Regions from separate parts of the Homo sapiens genome. Here region 1 is linked to region 2. A link is a loop called in an ENCODE intact Hi-C map of the cell type or tissue named here. Cell type or tissue: HCT116. All regions are shown on one strand. Links, peaks and the distances in the headings refer to the core of each region. The heading gives the core; the rest is flanking DNA.

Region 1 (10,435 bases), core at 1,759-6,758, 560 kb after region 2:
AAATATTATTTATTCTTACTGTTTTTGCTCTTTTGCTTGAGCTATCAATCTCCCATGGTTAGATATATCCTACAAAGTATTCCTATCTAGAATAAACATTAAAAAAACTCTTATAAATCCATAAGGAAAAAGCATTCAACCCAGTAGGAAAATAGACAAAAGACTTTAAAGAAACTTCACATAAAAGGATATTCAAAGAACCAATAGACGTATGAAAAGAGGTGCAACTTCATTTACTGAAATAAAAGTTAAAACAACAAATACCAGTGCTTGATTCAGAATGGTTAAAATGAAAACGTACTGGGGCCAGGCATGGTGGCTCACACCTGTAATCCCAGCACTTTGGGAGGTTGAGGCGGGTGGATCACCTGAGGTCAGGAGTTCAAGACAAGCCTGGCCAACATGGTGAAACCCTGTCTCTACTAAAAACACAAAAATTAGCCAGATGTGGTGGCGGGCTCCTGTAATCCCAGTTACTCAGGAGGCTGAGGTGGGAGAATTGCTTGAACCCAGGAGGTGGAGGTTGCAGTGAACCAAGATCGTGCCACTGCGCTCCAGCCGGGGCAACAGAGGGAGACTCTGTCTCAAAAAAATAAAAAATAATAAAATAAAATAAGGAAGAAAAAGAAAAGAAAGAAAGAAAGAAAAACTGTTGGTAAGGATTCAAAGCAGCCAGATTTATCATTCACTCCTGGGGGAAATATAAATTACTACAACATTACAAAGCTGTTTGCCAGTATGTACTAACGTTAAACACATGCATACACCTATTACCCAGAAATTTCACTCCTAGGAAAGCCTCCCAACAGAAATATACATGTAACTTCACCAAAAGGCACTTATAATAATCTTTATAGTAGCTCAATTTGTGAGATGCAAAACTAGAAACAACTGCAATGTCCATCAACAGTAGAATGTAAACACAAATTTTGGTATATTCACCCATACTAACTATATCTAGATGCAACAATTGGATACAGCTCCCAAACATAATGCTGAAAAAAAGAAGCTAAACACAAAAGAATGCTTAGTATATTATTCCACTTATATAGAGTTAAAAAGCAATCAAAATCATCCTATAGTGTTAGAATTTGAGATAATGTTTACCCTTGAGTTCAAGTAACTGGAAACGGAACAAGGGGATTCTGGAATGCTGATGATCTGTTTCTCAGTCTGGGTGCCAGGTACAGAATTTGATAAATGAAAATTAATTGAACTGTGCACTTACAGTTTCTTTACATTTATGCAGGTATATCATATGTATAAAAACTATGTTAAAATAAAGCTATCCACTAATGGGGATTTGTTAATGTCATTTTGAAATTTGGCCAGTTTTGCTGTATATATTTCAAGCTACATTACTAGGTGTACATATACATGTTTATGATAGTTACATTCTCTTCGTGGGTTTTTCATTTTATCCCTAGTATCATGTTTTGTCTTAAATCCTATTTTGTCTGATACTAAAATTATACTGCCAGCTTTCTTCTGGCTAGCACTTACCTGGTATATATTACTCCATAATTTTTTGACTTTTGTGTTCCATTTTGTTTTAGGATTGTCTTGTAAGCACATACAGTTAAGAGTTTTTTAAAAAAAATCTACCTGATTTCAAAATTCTCTGATTTTAATAGGTAAATTAATCCATTTACCTGTAGTGTGATTCCTACTACATTTGAAGTTACTTCCATCTCTTCTTTTCCTTTGCTTGCCACCCTCCTTTACTGCCTCATACTGAAATGATAAAGTTTTCTTTATTTTTTCACTTTTACTCGTTGGTGTGAAAGCTATCAATTGCATATTGAAGATAAGTTTATCATTAGTCTTTCTGGTTTCTTTGTAGCTAAACAGTGTTTCTCTCAGGTTACACTTCATATTTTCCATTCATCTTATTTTCCATTTTTACTATGTTATGCTGAACTGGGGATGTATTTAACTATTTTTATTGTGGTGTGATATATGTACAGGTAACAGCACAACATCTTGATTAATTTTTACAAATTAAGCATATGTATACCTACACTGACATCAAGATACAGAATATTGCCATCACTCTAGAAGACTCCCTAAGCCTACTGCCAGTCATTACCTTCCAGTAAGGATAGCTACTCTTCTGACTTTTATCACATAGAGTTTTATCTGGATTTAAATTACATATAAATAGACTCATACAGCATTTGGTTTCTTTTGCTTAGCAATATGCTTATGAGGTTTATCCATTTTGTCATATAAACTGTAATTAATTTTTTTCAGTGCTGTATAGAATTCCATTGTAAAAATATATCACATTAATTTATCCATTCTACTATTGGCTGATATTTGGATTGTTCCTAGATTGGGATACTAAAAAAATCATCCTATGAATATTCTTGTAATATATTTTGGTAAATATACGTGTATTTTTACAACATATTTTCAAGGGATAAAATTTAATTGATGGGTCAAAAGGTAAATGTATGTTTAGCTTCAGTAGAAAGTGCTAATTGGTTTTCAACATAGTTGTATAAATTTTCAGTCTCTGTAGTAATGTATGAGAGTCCCAATTGTTTCTTTTCCTTTTTATACTTGGTATCATCATCTTTTTCATTTTAGCCATTTTAGTGGATGTCTCATAAGCTTAATGTGCATTTTACTGGTGAACAAAGTATTGAACAACTTTCTAAATGCTGATTAGCCATTTGGAAATATTTTTCATGAAGTGCCTTTTCTAAGTGTTTTTACCTTAAAAACAGAGTTTGTCTCTTTTTCTCATCAACTTAAAGGAGACTTTTATAATTTTGGATGCAAGTTCTTCATTAGACACATGTATTAAAAATATTTTCTAGCACTCTGTATCTTGTTTTTTCAGATTCCTTTCCATTGTTATTCCCTAAAGCATCAGGGAAAAACAGTGTACCTTTAGGTGAGAATGACTTGTCCAAGAACATAACTTCACAGATAAGTTAGGAAAACATAGTTCTTTTGTTGCTAAACTGGCAACTTCCATAAATGCTAGCAAAACTTCACAATGAGACTGAAGCTGCATTTCAAGAGGGGTGAGCAAATGCTATAGTTTTGGCACTGAGGGAGATATTTGCTAGTTTCACTTGATCCCTAGGCTCCTGAGTTAGAATTGACTCCTAGGACAAAATGTACGCTGGCCATCAATTGGATACCTTAAATTGAGGTATGTTTAGCTTTAGTAGAAAGTGCTAAACCAGCAATGCACGTTTTTAAGTTAGTTCTTCCTTTAAAACTTAGAAAATGAATTTTGATATTAGGCAGATGAGCATCAAAACATGAGTTAGCCAAGGCTAGGCTCAAATTCTGTCTTTATCACTTACTAGTCAAATGAACGCAGTCAAGTAACTTAATTTGTCAGTTCCCTTATCTGTAAAATATAGTTGATAATGCTGACCTCCTAGAGCTGCTATGAAGATTAAATGAGGCCTAGTATGGAAAACACCTGTTTTAGCACCAGATATCCGTCAGTAGCTGCTTAATAACTTTATTAATAGTAGGAGAATAAGTAGAATCAGCCTCTCCCTCATACTTGAAGTGTGCGGGTGAGGCACTTATCCATCATTTGTAATCTGTAGTTCACTTTGAAAGCATTGAGTCCAAAGTTTAGATGAGATTTAAAGCCCCCTAAGCAGCTCAGAAGCAAAACGCTGAAGTGTTGACCCTGTGTGGTGAGAGGACCTCCCTCCAAAAGTTCTAGATTTCACATTCTAGGCTGAATCCAATCATTTTTACAGTTATTTTGAAACATTTAAAAAGTTATTTATTATATTTGAAAAAATTTTCTATTAAAAAAGAGATTATATAATAGGACAGATGTTTGCTCACATGCCCACATTTTTTTCCTTGTTGTTAGGAACAAGGCTTGTGAAAATCTAGAAAAATATTATTCAACATCCCCACCTACTGGTAACTTGAAATAATATATTCCATTTTCTAGCACTCTGTGCTTCTACATAGCCACTTGGTGAACCCCTTCACCTCCCTTCAGTATTTGCTCAAACATCACCTTCTCAACGAGGCCTACACTGATGACCTTCATTAACACTATTATCCTGGCCTCCTGGTATTCCCACCCCCAAGCACTCTTGATCCCACTTATCCTGTATAATTTTGACTTTATTCCATATTCATGTCCTTTTAACCTGTTGTATAATTTATTCATTCATAATATTATCTAATTGTCTTGGCTAAAATATCAGCTCCCCAAAGGCCAGATTTTTTTCTGTTTTGTTCAATGAATCCCAAGTGCCTGACACATACTAAGTGCTCAGCAATATTTGTTGAATATTTGAATAACTGCATTTACCTTGAACTAATAAGGTTGCATTATCACTCCTGAGCAGATATGGGGCCTCGAGAAGTAAGTTTACTTCAGTTTTAGAGAAAAATATGTTCAACCTTAGCTCACCTGAATTCTATAAATGTGAAATTTCTTCTTTGCTGTATTCATTTGGACCAGACATTCTAATCAAGTCATTGAATCCTGAGAACAAAAGAATTTTCTAAACAAAATACAGTCACCATCATTGTCATTATTGTCATTGTCATCAACATCATCATCTTTGTGACTGCTTGTAAACCCAAATTGAAAGGCAAGAATAAATTTCACCAGTCCAATTTTTGGAGTGAGACAATAGACAAAGCATTGTTTCAGCTTATTTTCATTCATTAATTTTGTAACAGTTCTCCTTTTTGAGCCTGATATAGTTTAAATATTTGTCCCCACCCAAATCTCATGCTTAATTGTAATCCCCAATGCTGGATGTGGGGTCTGGTGGGAGATGTTTGGATCATTGGGATGGATCTCTCATGTCTTGGTGCTGTCTTTGTGATAGTGAGTTCTTGCAAGACCTGGTCATTTAAAAGAGTGTGGCACCTCCCCCTGCTCCACTCTCTCTTCTTGCTTCTGCTTTTGCCATGTGACATTCCTGCTCCCCCTTTGTCTTCCACCATGATTATAAGCTTCCTGAGTCCTCTTTAGAAGCTGAGCAGATGCCAGCACCATGCTTCCTGTGAAGCCTGCAGAACCTTGAGCCAATTAAACCTAATTTCTTTATAAATTACCCTGTCTCTGGTATGTCTTTATAGCAGTGCAAGAACAGCCTGACACAGAGCCCAATTAAGTTTCCTTCTTTTTCTAGTCTGCTGAGTGCTTTTACATGAGTGGTTGGTGAATTATGTCAAATGCCTTTTCTATGTTTATTGAGGTGCTGATTTTTCTTTATTGTATTAATGTAATACATTATATTGATTAATTTTAGAAAATTATGGTATTCTTGCTTTCCTGGAATAACCCCCTTTGCATAATGTATTATCTTTTTAATATATTGTTGAATCTATTTTGTTGAGATATTTTGCATCTATGCTTATAAGTGATATTCTGTAATTTGCTTTTCTTGTAATGTCTTTGTCAGTTTTTGACAGGTGGGTTATGCTGATGTCATAAAATGAGTTGGAAAGTGATATGGTTTGGTTCTGTGTCCCCACCCAAATCTTGTGTCAAATTGTAATCCCCACGTGTCATGGGAGAGACCTGGTAGGAGGTGATTGGATCTTACAAGAACGAGAGTTCTTACAAGATCTGATGGTTTAAAAGTGTGTGGTAGTTCCCTCCTTGCTCTCTCTCTCCTTCTATGCCATGGCAAGATGTGCCTTGCTTCCCCTTTGCCATGATTGTAAGTTTCCTGAGGCTTAGAAATTTCTCCCAGTCATGCGTCCTGTTAAACCTGCAGAACTGTGAGTCAATTAAACCTCTTTTCTTCATGAATTACCTAGACTCAGGTAGTTCTTTATAGCAGTGTGATAATGAACTAATACATAAAATTGGTACTGGGAGTGGGGCACTGCTACAAAGGCAACTGAAAATGTGGAACAGCTTTGGAGCTGGGTAATGGTACAGGTTGGAATAGTTTGGAAGGCTCAAAAGAAGACAGGAAAGTATGGGAAAATTCAGAAATTTCTAGAGACTTGTTGAATGGCTTTGACCAAAATGCTGATAGTGATATGGACAATGAAGTCCAGGCTTAGGTGGCCTCAGATGGAGATGAGGAACTTATTGGGAACTGGAATAAAGGTCACTCTTGCTATGCTTTAGCAAAGAGACTGGTGGCATTTTGCCCCTATACTAGATCTGTGGAACTTTGAACTTGAGAGGGATGATTTAGGGTATCCGGCTGTGATGGTTAATATTAAGTGTCAACTTGATGGGTTTGAAGGATGCAAAGTATTATTTCTGAGTGTGTCTGTGAGGGTGTTGCCAGAGGAAATTAACATTTGAGTCAGTGGACTGGGAGAGGAAGACTCCACTCTCAGTGTGGGTGGGCACTATCCAACTGGCTGCCTGCTTGGCTAGAAAAAGCAGGTGGAAGAAGGTGGAATAAGCTGGCTTACTGAGTCTTCCAGTTTTCATCTTTCTCTTATGCTGGATGTCTCCTGCCTTTGAACATCAGATTCCAGGTTCTTTGGCCTTTGGAGTCTTGGGCTGACACCAGTGGTTTGCCAGGGGCTCTCAGTCTGTGGCTGAAGGCTGCACTGTTGGCTTCCCTCCTTTTGAGGCTTTGGGACTCGGACTGAGCCACTACTGGCTTCCTTGCTCCTCAGCTTGCAGACAGCCTATTGTGGGACTTCACCATGTGATCATGTGAGTCAATTCTCCTTAATAAACTCTAGTTCGTATATACATATATCCTATTAGTTCTCTCCGTCTGGAGAACCCTGACTAATATACTGATGGAAGAAAACACTAAACAGCAAAGCATTCAAGCGTGACCTGGCTATTTTTAACAGCATACAGTTATATGGGTTCACAAAATGATGGACTGAAATTGGAACTTATGTTTTAAAGGAAAGCATAAAAGTTTGGAAAATTTGCAGCCTGACCATGTAGTAGAATATGAAAACCCATTTTCTGGAAAGAAATTAAAGCTGCTGGCTGCAGAAATTTGCATAAGTAAAGAAGAGCCAAAAGTTAATCACCAAGACAAGGGGGAAAATGTCTTCAGAACACTTCAGAGATCTTCATGGTACCCCCTCCCCTCACAGGCCTGGAGGCCTTAGGAGGAAAAACTGGTTTTGTGGGCCAGGCCCATGGCCCTACTGCTCTGTGCAGCCTTGGCACATGGTGCTCTGTGTCCCAGCTGCTCCAGCTCCAGCTGTGGCTATGAGGGGCCAAGGAACAGCTCAGGCTGTTGCTTCAGAAAGTGCAAGCTCCAAGCCTTGGTGACTTCTATATGGTGTTGGGCCTGCAAGTGCAGAAAAAGCAAGAGTTTGGGAGCCTCCACCTAGATTTTAGAAGATGTAGGGAAATGCCTGGATGTCCAGGTGGAAGTCTGCTGCAGAGACAGAACCCTCATGGAGAACCTCTACTAAGGCAATAAGGAGAAGAAATGTGGGGTTGGAGCCCCTACACAGAGTCCCCACTGGGACACTGCCTCGTGTACCTGTGAGAAAAGGGCCACCATCCTCCAGATCCCAGAATGGTAGATCCACCAGCAGCTTGCACCATGTGCCTAGAAAAGCTGCAGGCACTCAATGCCATCCCATGAAAGCAGCTGTGAGGGCTGTACCCTGCAGAGCCACAGGGGTGGAGCTGCCCAAGGCATTGGAAGCCCAACCCTTGCATCAACATGCCCTGGATGTGAGACATGCAGTTAAAGGATATTATTTCAGAGCTTTGAGACTTAATGATTGCCCTGCTGGATTTTGGACTTGCATGGGGCCTGTAGCCCCTTTGTTTTGGCCAATTTCTCCCGTTTGGAAAAGAAGATTTAGAGAATTTATCCAATGCCTGTACCCTCATTGTATCTTGGAAGTAACTAATTTGTTTTTTATTTTACAGGCTCATAGGTAGAAGGGACTTCCCTTGTCTATTATGAGACTTTGGACTTGGACTTTTGAGTTAATGCTGGAATGAGCTAAGACTTTGAGAGATTGTTGCAAAGGCATAAATTATTTTGGAATGTGAGAAGGACATGAGATTTGAAAGGGGCCAGGGGCTGAATGACATGGTTTGCTCTGTGTCCCAACCCAATTCTCATGTCAAATTGTAATCCCCATGCATTAGGAGAGGGACCTGGTGGGAGCTGATTGGATCATGGGGCAGTTTCCCCTATGCTGTTTTTGTGATAGTGAATGAGATCTCATGAGATATGATGGTTTAAAAGTATGTGGCAGTTCCCCACTTGCTCTCTCTTTCCTGCTCCACTGTGGTAAGACATGATTGCTGAAATAACAAGTTAGTATCATTATGACAGGAATAAATCCACACATAACAATACTAACCTTAAATGTAAATGGGCAAAATGCCCCAATTAAAAGGCACCAAATGGCAAACTGGATAAAGAACCAAGACTCATTGGTATGTTGTCTTCAAGAGATCCATCTCATATGCAAAGACACACATAGGGTCAAAATAAAGAGATGGAGGAAAATTTACCAAGCAAATGGAAAACAGCAAAAAGCAGGGGTTGCAAGCCTAGTTTCTGACAAAACAGACGTTAAATCAGCAAATATCAAAAAAGACAAAGAAGGGCATTACATAATGACAAAGGGTTCAATTCAACAAGAAGAGCTAACTATCCTAAATAAATATGCACCCAATACTGGAGCACCCAGATTCATAAAGCAAGTTTGTAGAGACCTTTAAAAAGACTTAGACTCACATGCAATAATAGTGGGAGACTCTAACACCCCACTGATAATATTAGACAGACCACTGAGACAGAAAATTAACAAAGATATTCAGGACCTGAATTCAGCTCTGGATCAAGTGGACCTGATAGACATCTACAGAATTCTCCATCCCAAAACAACAAAACATAGATTCTTCTCATTGCCACATGGCACTTACTCTAAAATTGACCACATAATCAGAAGTACAACATTCCTGCTGAGGAGTGTTGTAGAAATTTGAAAGAACTGAAATCACAACAGTCTCTCAGACCACAGTGCAATCAAATTAGAACTCAAGATTAAGAAGCTTACTAAAAACCACAGAACTACATGAAAATTGAACAACCTGCTCCTGAATGACTTGGGTAAATAATAAAATTAAGGAATAAATCAAGAAGTTATTTGAAACTAATGAGAACAAAGATATAACATACCAGAATCTCTGGGATGCACATGAACTAAAAAAAAAATCTAGAAAAAAATGGATAAATTCCTAGACACACACACCCTTGCAAGACTGAACCAGGAATAAATTGAATCCCTGAATAGATGAATAATGAGTTCTGAAATTGAGGCAGTAATAAATAGCCTACCAAGAAAAAAATGCACAGGACCAAATGGATTTACAGTTGAATTCTACCAGAGGTACAAAGAAAAGCTGGTATCATTTCTACTGAAACAATTCCAAAAAACTGAAAAGGAGGAATTTCTCCATAACTCATTCTGTGAGGCAAGCATCATCCTGATACCAAAACCTGGCAGAAATACAACAATAAAATAAAACTTCAGGCCAGCATCGCTGATGGACATTGATGCAAAAATCCTCAAAAAAGGATGGGTGTAGTGGCTCATATCTGTAATCCAAGCACTTTGGGAGACCAAAGCATGTGGATTTCTTGAGGTCAGGAGTTCAAGACCAGCTTGGCCAAAATGGTGAAACCCCATTTCTACCAAAAATACAAAAAAATTAGCCAGGCATGGTGGTGAGTACCTATTATCCCAGCTACTCAGGAGGCTGAGGCAGAAGAATCACTTGAACCTCGGAGGCAGAGGTTGCAGTGAGCTGAGATCATGCCACTGCACTCCAGCTTGGGTGACAGAGACTCCATCTCAAAAAAAAATCCTCAATAAAATACTAGCAAACCGAATCCAGCAGCACATCAAAAATCTTATCCACCATGATCAAGTAAGCTTTATCCCCTTAGGATGCAAGGTTGGTTCAACATATCGAAATCAATAAATGTGATTCACCCCATAAACAGAACTAAAGACAAAAACCACGTGATTATTTCAATAGATGCAGAAAAGTTCTTCAATAAAAATCAACATCCCTTATGTTAAAAACTCTCAATAAACTAGGTATTGAAGGAACATACCTCAAAATAATAAGAGCCATATATGACAAACCCACAGCCAATAAAAGCTGAAAACATTCCCCTTGAATACAGGCACAAGACAAGGATTCCCTCTCTCACCACTCCTATTCCACATAGTATTGCAAGTTCTGGCCAGGGCAATCAGGCAAGAGAACAAAATAAAGGATATTCAGATAGGAAGACAGGAAGTCAGACTACCGTTTTTTGCAGATGACATGATCCTATATCTGGAAAACCCCATTGTCTCAGCCCAAAGGCCTCTAAAGCTGATAAACACTTCAGCAAATTCTCAGGATACAAAATCAATGTGCAAAAATCACTAGAATTCCTACACACAAACAACAGACAAACAAAGAGCCAAATTATAAATGAACTCCCATTCACAA
Region 2 (10,435 bases), core at 2,692-7,691:
ACATGCACCAAGGCTCACGTGCTCAGGGAGTTATTTTGCCATACAGGCAAAGCTGTGGTTGCTATTCAACACAGAATATTGTACTTATTATAGTAGGACTATTACTTGTGGATTTTTTGTTCACCTTTTTGTATCTAAAAAGGCTTAAAAAGGATACCTGTTTCTTTTACATGACACAGGTTATCCTGCTATCTGGGAATTCTCTTTCTGGGTAGATGTTACACATTCTCTAAGACTTACCAAAAACCTGTCTTGCTTTAAAATGTGCTAGGCATTTTACATGCATTAAAGTGTCAAATTTCATAAAAGAGGAAACAGTAACACTGAGAGGCTAACTAACTTTACCAAAGTCATACATAAAGTAACTGGTAAATTCTTTCTCCCTTCTCCTGAGTGCATCTTTCCTAAGTAGCCTATGGCTCCTTAATCTTCCTCACCTGAATTCCTGCAACTCTTTTATGAGCTGCACCATGCAGTTTAGCACTTAATTGTGCTTCTCCTCTTAGGGACTAGTTGATTTATATGTGTCAGTCTCATCATCCCAGCATTCCAGCATCATCTCATGGGATGGGAGCATAGTTGCAGCTTCTTTTGCATTTATTCATCATAGCATGGGGCTCAGGTTTGGGTAGATTCTTTGTTGTTGTTGTTGTTGTTGTTGTTGTTGTTGTTGTTATGGAGTCTCACTCTGTCGCCCAGGCTGGAGTGCAGTGGCATGATCTTGGCTCACTGCAACCTCTGCCTCCCAGGTTCAAGCAATTCTCCTGCCTCAGCCTCCCGTGTAGCTGGGACTACAGACACTGGCCACCACACACGGCTAATTTTTGTATTTTTAGTAGAGAAGGGGTTTCCCCACGTTGGTCAGGCTGGTCTCGAATTCCCGACCTCAGGTGATCCGCCCGCCTCAGCCTCCCAAAGTGCTGGGATTACAGGCATGAGCCACTGCGCCCGGCTAGATTTGGGTAGATTCTTAACAATATTTGTTCATTTGAATAAAATAAACCTCAAATTATCTTACAAAAACAACAGTGTATCTGTACTGGCATATTTTATTTGCAGAGGAAATACATTTTGGCTATGCTTCATATATCACCTTTTTTGCACTTTAAAATATAGGATAAATTGGTCCATGACAGAGCATTTCTGTAATTGACAATAAACTTCACTACCCCCAAAGATAGTTGAATCTTTTCTAATACAGTTCTATGGGAAAACATCTGCAAAAAACCCTGAGGTTTTTCTCCATAATATCAAGGAATCATAGATTCTTTGGGAATGATTTCTCAGGTAGCAAGGAGTTTAGCGGAAGTTCAGACATTTTTGTTTTGCAGAAAGGTAGGTTTTATCATTATAATTAATGATAGCTTTCACTTATTTACTGCTCCTGATGTACCAGCCACTTTTATAAACAACATCCAGTGTGTCACATCTTTTAGTTGTCATAAGAACCCCATGAGGTAATTGCATTTATGACCTTCGTGTTACTCAATAGGAAACTGAGGCAAAGAGAGACTGTCACTTGGCCAAAATGGTACAGAAAGTAATAGACCCATGATTCGAACCCAGAAAGTTTGTCTCAAAAGCCTGTACTCTCTGAACAAGTGTGAACTCACTTTCTTTTTTTTATTATTATTATTATACTTTAAGTTCTAGGGTACATGTGCACAATGTGCAGGTTTGTTACATATGTATACTTGTGCCATGTTGGTGTGCTGCACCCATTAACTCGTCATTTACACATTAGGTATATCTCCTAATGCTATCCCTCCCCCCTCCCCCCTCCCCCAACCTCATGATAGGCCCCGGTGTGTGATGTTCCCCACCCTGTGTCCAAGTGTTCTCATTGTTCAATTCCCACCTATGAGTGATAATATGCAGTGTTTGGTTTTCTGTCCTTGCAATAGTTTGCTCAGAATGATGATTTCCAGCTTCATCCATGTCACTACAAAGGACATGACCTCATCCTTTTTTATGGCTGCACAGTATTCCATGGTGTATATGTGCCACGTTTACTTAATCCAGTCTATCATTGATGGACATTTGGGTTGGTTCCAAGTCTTTGCTATTGTGAATAATGCCGCAATAAACATACATGTGCATGTGTCTTTATAGCAGCATGATTTATAATCCTTTGGGTATATACCCAGTAATGGGATGGCTGGGTCAAATGGTATTTCTAGTTCTAGATCCCTGAGGACTCGCCACACTGACTTCCACAATGGTTGAACTACTTTAGAGTCCCACCAACAGTGTAAAAGTGTTCCTATTTCTCCACATCGTCTCCAGCACCTGTTGTTTGCTGACTTTTTAATGATCGCCATTCTAACTGGTATGAGATGGTATCTCATTGTGGTTTTGATTTGCATTTCTCTGATGGCCAGTGATGATGAGCATTTTTTCATGTGTCTGTAGGCTGTATAAATGTCTTCTTTTGAGAAGTGACTGTTCATATCCCTCGCCCACTTTTTGATGGGGTTGTTTGATTTTTTCTTGTAAATTTGTTTAAGTTCTTTGTAGATTCTGGATACTAGCCCTTTGTCAGATGGGTAGATTGTAAAAATTTTCTCCCATTCTGTAGGTTGCCTATTCACTCTGATGGTAGTTTCTTTTGCTGTGTAGAAGTTCTTTAGTTTAATTAGATCCCATTTGTCAGTTTTGGCTTTTGTTGCCATTGCTTTTGGTGTTTTAGTCATGAAATCCTTGCCCATGCCTATGTCCTGAATGGTATTGCCTAGGTTTTCTTCTAGGGTTTTTGTGGTTTTAGGTCTAACATTTAAGTCTTTAATCCATCTTGAATTAATTTTTGTATGCGGTGTAAGGAAGGGATCCAATTTCAGCTTTCTACATATGGCTAGCCAGTTTTCCCAACACCAGTTATTCAATAGGGAATCCTTTTCCCATTTCTTGTTTTTCTCAGCTTTGTCAAAGATCAGATGGTTGTAGATGTGTGGTATTATTTCTGAGGGCTCTGTTCTGTTCCATTGGTCTATATCTCTGTTTTGGTACCAGTACCATGCTGTTTTGGTTACTGTAGCCTTGTAGTATAGTTTGAAGTCAGGTAGTGTGATGCCTCCAGCTTTGTTCTTTTTGCTTAGGATTGTCTTGGCAATGCGGGCTCTTTTTTGGTTCCATATGAACTTTAGAGGAGTTTTATCCAATTCTGTGAAGAAAGTCATTGGTAGCTTGATGGGGATAGCATTGAATCTATAAATTACCTTGGGCAGTATGGCCATTTTCAGGATATTGATTCTTTCTATCCATGAGCATGGAATGTTCTTCCATTTGTTTGTGTCCTCTTTTATTTCGTTGAGCAGTGGTTTGTAGTTCTCCTTGAAGAGGTCCTTCACATCCCTTGTAAGCTGGATTCCTAGGTATTTTATTCTCTTTGAAGCAATTGTGAATGGAAGGTGAACTCACTTTCTTAAAATGTGTAACCATCATTGATGTTAACTTGATACACAATTTTCTTCTCTCTTCCCTCTTTCCCCTATCCACAAGCATATTAATATAATATTTGTAAGGAAAGTACCCAATTATTTTCTTTCTTTTCAGAGGAGAAGCAGTTATTGATGATCCCCAAATTCAGTATTTTCTCAACTCTATCAGACTGAATGCCATCTTTTTATAACAGATATCTTCTAAAAGAGTCTTTACTTTCCTTAAATGAAATTTATAGATAATATAACCTGCCTACACAGGTAAATAGAAAAACATCAATATAATCACATCATAAAAGAGAAATAAAAGTAATTTATAATATTGTCTATTTTGATATGTAAGGACATTAACATTGCCTACACTGTAAGAAATAGCAAAGTGATTAGAAAGTTATACTTGTTGATATAATCACCATGGATGGAGACTGATATGGGTATGTTTTACCTGTGATTCAAATACCATGGTGATGAGGTTTTCTGAAATGGTGACCCAATCTTTGTTAAGTTCTATAAAAGAAAAAGGAAAAGCTCCCCTTGGTACATGTTACTGTATTTCTTCCATTATAGGAAATACATTTCACATTTCTTAAATCAGGATGTGTCTTACAAGCACTGTCAGCCATGTGTCAGTCATTGCATCATTACCATCATCACTGCCTGAGCATGTGTGTATCCGGTTATTGTTACCAATTTCTGGACAAACTAAAGATCATCTGAAGAAAGAATATGTGCTGTTTGTTGCCTTAAAACTTTCCATTAATCTCTTTGAAAGACTCAAAAAAGTACTGACATCAAAACTTACAATAATTTATGCCTGGCTTGAATTAAAACTCTTCTAGACAGAAGAGTTGAGCACTGTTCTAGGAAATATTGCATCATCAAAACACTTGATAGCAGAGAGGATAGTATTGCTTGGAAAAAAATATGGATATTGACACCTCTGAGCCAAACTTTCAGTAAATTTTGTGAATATGAAGTTTTATGAATACCTTAACAATTTATTTTGCTTTTCCCTTTCCTTTCATTTATTTCCAAGTATGATATTTTATTTCTGTCTAAAGCCTAAAAGAGTTCTTTTTAAAAACATAAAATAATTATGTATAAGAATGCATCATGTCATAGTTTAATTGGCAGTGTTTTTTCTCCTTGTCTTCCTTTCTTGGTGATACTTAAATAATACTTTGTTTTACAATTGATGTCTCAAATTAGATGAAATACCATAATTTCCTTCCTGGAAAGTTTATTGCACATTAAATCAGTGTAAACATGTTTAGTGTTTATATGTAAAATGTTAAATTCGAGGCTCAGATAAATATAAATAGGTTTTCCCTCTGGGAAGGAGAGCATTTTTTGTTGAGGGAGACTTCCCTTGGATAGTATGATATCTAGCATCCATGACACCACCTAATAAAAGTAGCAACTCTCATTTTTTGTAATTACTAAAATTCACATCTACAAACTTCCAAGACATCCTTAAGGAAGGTGCAGCTCCTGCTGAGATTGTCACTTTTAAATACTGCTAGGCATGTCATTCCTATTGATGCTCACTAGAGGGAGCAACTGGTCTTTAAGAAAGTGATGTATCTAGTCTCTGATGGAAGAACTATGGGATGGTCTTTCACTATAAATTAAATACTTTTTTATTTAAATTGAATCACAAACTTTTATTCCCACTAAGCTGTAATTGTTACAATGTATTTTTCTCAGACAAGTTTAGGTTTATTATGATGGCTCCAATACTCAAATTGTTTACGTATCTCATAGGAGCCTGCCTACAAAGTCCCTACGCAGTCATGAATCTGATTTCAAGTTACAGCTCTCCTACTCACTAGCTGTTTGACTGGAGCTAGTCATCTTTCTGAGCCACAATTTCCTCATAGGTAAAATGGAGATTATAATACATATTTCACAAGCCTATTATGAAAATGAAATAAGATATATATAAAGTGTACTATAAGCTTTCAATGAATAGAAGATGGTAATATTATTTGTATTATGCTAAAACTTAGGCATATTAAAGTTAGACTATTGTGCAAGGTATAATCTGGCACTAAATTTTCAATTTCCTGTACACAGCTAACTATATAGAATTTCAGAGAAGAATATAATCCCTGTGGATTAGAGTGGTCAGTGGAAGAAATGAGCCTTGACTTATATTCTGCTATGGGTGAGCATTGAATAGCTTGAGAAAGAAGTGGGGCGTGAGGACATAGTAACCATACTTGTCCACTGCTCCAGCTATTTCAACATGCATTCAAGACCTGCACTGTCCAATACTATAGGCACTAGCCATATGTGTCTATTTTGATTTAAATTAATTAAAATGAAGTAAAGTAAAAAATTCAGTTCATCAGTCACACTAATTACATTTCAAGTACTTATTAGCAACATCTGACTAGTGGCTGCTATATTGGATCTCATGCAACATTTCATCATGGCAAGAAGTTTGTTGGACAACATTATTCTAGACATACAGCATCTTCAAGTGGTGGAAAAAGGTGTAGTTGCTGGAACTAAAATGCCATACCACAGAGGTAGCAGGCACACATTTTATAAGAGTCTTAAGGGAAAAAAACACCTTTTGAAATTCATACTAGCAGCATTTTTGAGCAAAAATTTTGTGTGTTTATAATTGGGAGTATATAAGTAGAAGTACTTATCCACTGGCTCACATAACATAAAAAGGATAATCCAAATATTATGTTGCTTCACTATAAAACTTACATATTTAAAATAAGTTACAAAAATCTGAGCCATTACCCTTCAGAGAGAGGAATGAAGCTAAATGGGTCAAATTCAGGAAGTGTTAGTTGAAAAATATGTGTAATTAAATTAGTTATTTAAATAACCAATAAAATGTGTACTTGGTGGGACAAACCCCTACTGTATTTTTAGTAAGGTAAAATGGTAAGGTATAATAATTTAAAAGAAAATTTAAAAATAATGTACATGAAACAATGAAAATACTTGCATAGATTTTTTAAAGTCACTATGAATCATAGTGATTTGTTTGTTACTATACCAAAAATTCACAGTCAAGCCATTTAATAAACATGACTGTTATATGTGAAAGCATCTCAATATCCTAAGATTAAGCAATTTCATGCAAAGGAAATATTTCTGTGTATTTTTTAGGTAGTATTTAGATCTGCAGCTAAAACCCTTTAAACATTTTGTTAGTTGCCATTCATTTAAAACTCCAGAGCTCATGTATCATACAAAAATATCAGAAATTTCTTTTTTAAATGGAAATATAGTCCTAGGGTCAAAGAACCTTTTCAGAACAACTAGACCTTCATGATAAAAAAAATAAAAATAATAAAAAGTAAAGAAAACCAGCCCTCTTGTTTTAAAACAAAATTCATCAAGGTCATTTACTACTTTCCACATACAAATTGATTCAATATGAAAAGTTCATATTATGGTATCCAGCTTAATACTTTGGTTGTCATAACACTTCATCCATTAGCTGAGAACTCTGCCTTGTGAGTTCTTTGGCTCTGAGACTATATTATAACTTCACTGGGTTTGTAAGCAAGCCATTCTATGCACATCTGTTTTAAAAATGTGACAGGTTGATTTGAAAAATACCATATTTCATTCATCATCATAAATAGAAATATTTATATTTATTGAATATTTACTACATAATAGATACTGTGTTAAATGCTTTTCATATATTATTTAATTGCCTCACCCCTCCATTACATAGGTAGTATTCACCCTGTTGTGAAGATTAAGAAATCCCAGAGATATCAGGTGACTTGCCTAAAGTTACATGACTAATAAGTAATGGAGTATGGATATAAACCCAGTTTATTGGCTTCAAAGCTCTTTGTACTATGCCATGTTGCTTTTCTGATTTCTTGAAATCTTTGACAGTAACCGGGGAACTCAAGGGTTACTGCCACCTATTTTCTAATAACTTCGTTTTCTTGGATCTGTATCATTAGTGCCTAGCACCTAGAAGATTCTTAGGCAGTGTTGGCTGCATTGATTGAATGATTCCACACTGATGGCTAGCTTAAACAGCCATGGAAACTTTAATTATAATATATTAATCTAAACAGGACATATGGTTTTTAGGAGTTAAGTGCCCTCAGGGGAAGCATTTACTAAATGTGGGGCACATTTTAAAAGTAATATCTCCTGCTACTGCTGATATTTCTAAATTAACAGTATTTCTAGATTCTCAGACTTGGGGTTCAGAGATTTCACTTGCTGATTAATTAATTCAAGGATATAAGAGCTCTAGCAAATAAATATTTTATTAATTTGTACTGTTCTACACTCAGGAGCAATTATTGAAAATCAAGGTTTGTTATCAGGAAATACATGAAGTCTTATTTGGAAATAATTCCTTAAAACTCATCCTGAGAAGAGACAATCTGCATCCTTCCCACTTAGTATATCATCTACCCATTTGTGGTCTCTCATAATTGGAAATATTTCCCTAATTCCAAAAGCAGAAAGGAATCCTCTTAACTGCTAACTTCTCTCCCAAAGGGAGAAACTTTTTCCAGCCAACCTCAGTGAAATTGTTGATTGAATGCTGATCCTAGAACTGCATTATGAATGCAAAAAAGTAAACAAAGCACCCATTCTAAGTTTGCTCAATTTTCTGGCCACCACTGTGCTCTGCAATGTCATCTGTAGCACAGAAGATTGGAGGCGTAGACTTGAGACCAGACCACTTCGTCTGTTCTTTCCAAACTCTCTAAATTCAAAACATTTGTTGAGGTTTATGCAGGACACAAGAGTTGTGGGATGGCATACAAAAATCTGAAAGTCATGGACTTTGTTCATTAGGGACCACAGTGTTGTGGAGAAGATAGACACAGAAACACATAATTATAATACCAGATGAAACAAACAATTATAATACCAGATGATACCAATAATTATAATACTAGGAGAGTGTTGTTCCAGCAAGAGAGATGTGGACAAAGGGCTTTGGGTGCACAGAATAGGAAATTTGTATTCCTATATTGATAAGAGAGCTTGGTAAGAATTCAGAGGTGATAATTTTGAGATGAGTCCTAATAAGAAAAATAAAATTATAATAAGAGAGAGGGGGTGAAAATTCCAGGTTGACTAAAATACCCTGAACAAAGACTCAAATACAAGTAGAAGTCCAGCCAGCTTGAGGAAATGACTGAAAGATAGGGAGATTAGTTGGGGGTGATGGTTAGGTAAAATGGAATCTGATAGTTAAAGGCTTTTTATTATACATTATTATATGTTTATGATATATTAAATATAATTATATATATACATATTTGTTAATCCTATGGGTATTAGAGGATATTGGAGGCTTTTAAACAGGGGATTGACATGGACAGTGTCAGAAAATAATATTAATTGCCATATGGAAAATGATGTGAAGGTTATATGATTAAAGGCTGGGATATCAGTTGTGAAGTATTATAAAAATGCAGGCAAGGGTAGATGAGGATATCTTTAGGAATGTAGTAACTGACAACAGAATATGTCAGATAAATTGTAGAACCAATTGAAAAACTAGATATGAAAGTAGACAAGAAGTTAAGGAAGACTGATTTGTTTAGTTTGGGTAACAAGGATGGGTGGAAATGTGATTGAGTTATGGAATACAGGAAGAAGATCGGGTTGTAGTGGGAGGAGAGATCAACAGTTCAGCTACAGACAAGGAGAGTTTCATGTGACTCTAGGGAGATGTTGGGTATTTGTAGATCAGATAGATTTGGGTATTTGTAGAGCAGGAGAAGAGTGGGGTTTACAGTTAGACTTGGAAATCTTGAGTGTTTAGGTGATAGTTGACATCATCAGAGTGGACGAGAACACCAGGAAGACAAGTAGAGGAAGAAGAAAGGAAGGCCAAAAATAGAGCTCTGAGGAACACTGACGTGAAAGAAACAGATGAGGTGGCACAAGTAGAGGAAACTGAGAAATAGCCATTAGAGGTAGGGAAAGAACCAGAAGAGTGTTGTTTCAGTATGCAAGGGAAGAATGGACTTCAGGAAGCTAAGGTTCAAGGGATGCAGCCATATTGAGTGAGATGAAGACTGGGAAGAAAAGTTTCCGAATTGGGCGGCAGCTATACAGCATGGGTGTCTTTAGTGAGAGCAATTTCAGAAAAGTAGCAAGACAGAAAAATTGCAGAGTTGAAAAAATGAATGATAAATGAACATATAGATAGTGTGTGAGGCCAGTTCTTTCATAATTGTCAGTATAGAAAAGGGGAAAGACTGGATGACAAGTTCAAGGAGATGCAGGGTTGAGGGAAGAATGTTTGTAGGGAGCAGCATTGTTGGGAGCAGAGTAAGGATCTGATTATTACACTGAAGTGTTGAGGAAGCAAACAAACAAAAAAAAAGAAAACAAACTGAATGTCAGTAAGTAGAAGAAAGGTTGGATAAATTATGGCATGTTTATACAACTGAATATTACGTAACCTTTAAAAGGAATAAATTGGATCCAAAGTAGTGACCTGGAAAAGCATCCATGTTAATTAGAAAGATGTAAAAGAACATTGCAGACCAATAAGTATATGCTAATTATATTTTAATAAATATTAGCTGACACCCTTGTATCTATATAAATGCAAGAAATATTAAGAAAGGATGTGTACCCAGTTGCCAACAGTGGTGATCTCTGGGGGATGAGGATGGGAAGGGGACTTTAGCTTATTGCTTCTTAGAATTTTAAAGAGAGGTGGTGACATTAGGAATGACTTTTACACATTGGATTTAAAATATTTTTCAGACAAACATTAAAGAAAACCCTCTCATACAATGATGAGATAATTTAACTTTATATAATTAACTACAGAATTCAAAGAAGAAAATAACATAAACGAACACATTTGCTTTAATAAGTTATTGGGCTTGTATTTAAAGCTGAAGCAAAAACATTTGCTCAGATGTGATATTGAGTTCAAGGTGAATTAAAGGTTTTTCCTTTTCTTTTTTTCTTTTTTTTTTTTGACACGGAGTCTTGCTCTGTCACCAGACTCGAGT

Evidence for each region. A loop is a pair of places that touch in the nucleus more often than their neighbours do. Peaks named below come from ENCODE experiments on the same cell type or tissue, not always from the same donor. Only the 100,000 strongest peaks of a DNase experiment are listed, where the experiment ranks them.
Region 1: a loop joins it to region 2, with 6 times the contacts of the local background. A loop is called at or near these places in 4 of 110 quality-filtered maps.

What each region holds. Positions count from the first base shown.
Region 1 is chr6:116,843,527-116,853,961 of GRCh38, forward strand. No RefSeq gene overlaps it. Among named protein-coding and RNA genes, the nearest start is that of GPRC6A, 20 kb to the left of the region's middle. In HCT116, for the core only: a CTCF peak has its summit at 3,927 (motif pointing left); a DNase peak (open chromatin) is centred at 3,895.
Region 2 is chr6:116,282,890-116,293,324 of GRCh38, forward strand. It overlaps a transcript of DSE not described here. Among named protein-coding and RNA genes, the nearest start is that of TSPYL1, 8.2 kb to the left of the region's middle. In HCT116, for the core only: a CTCF peak has its summit at 4,971 (motif pointing right); a DNase peak (open chromatin) is centred at 4,992.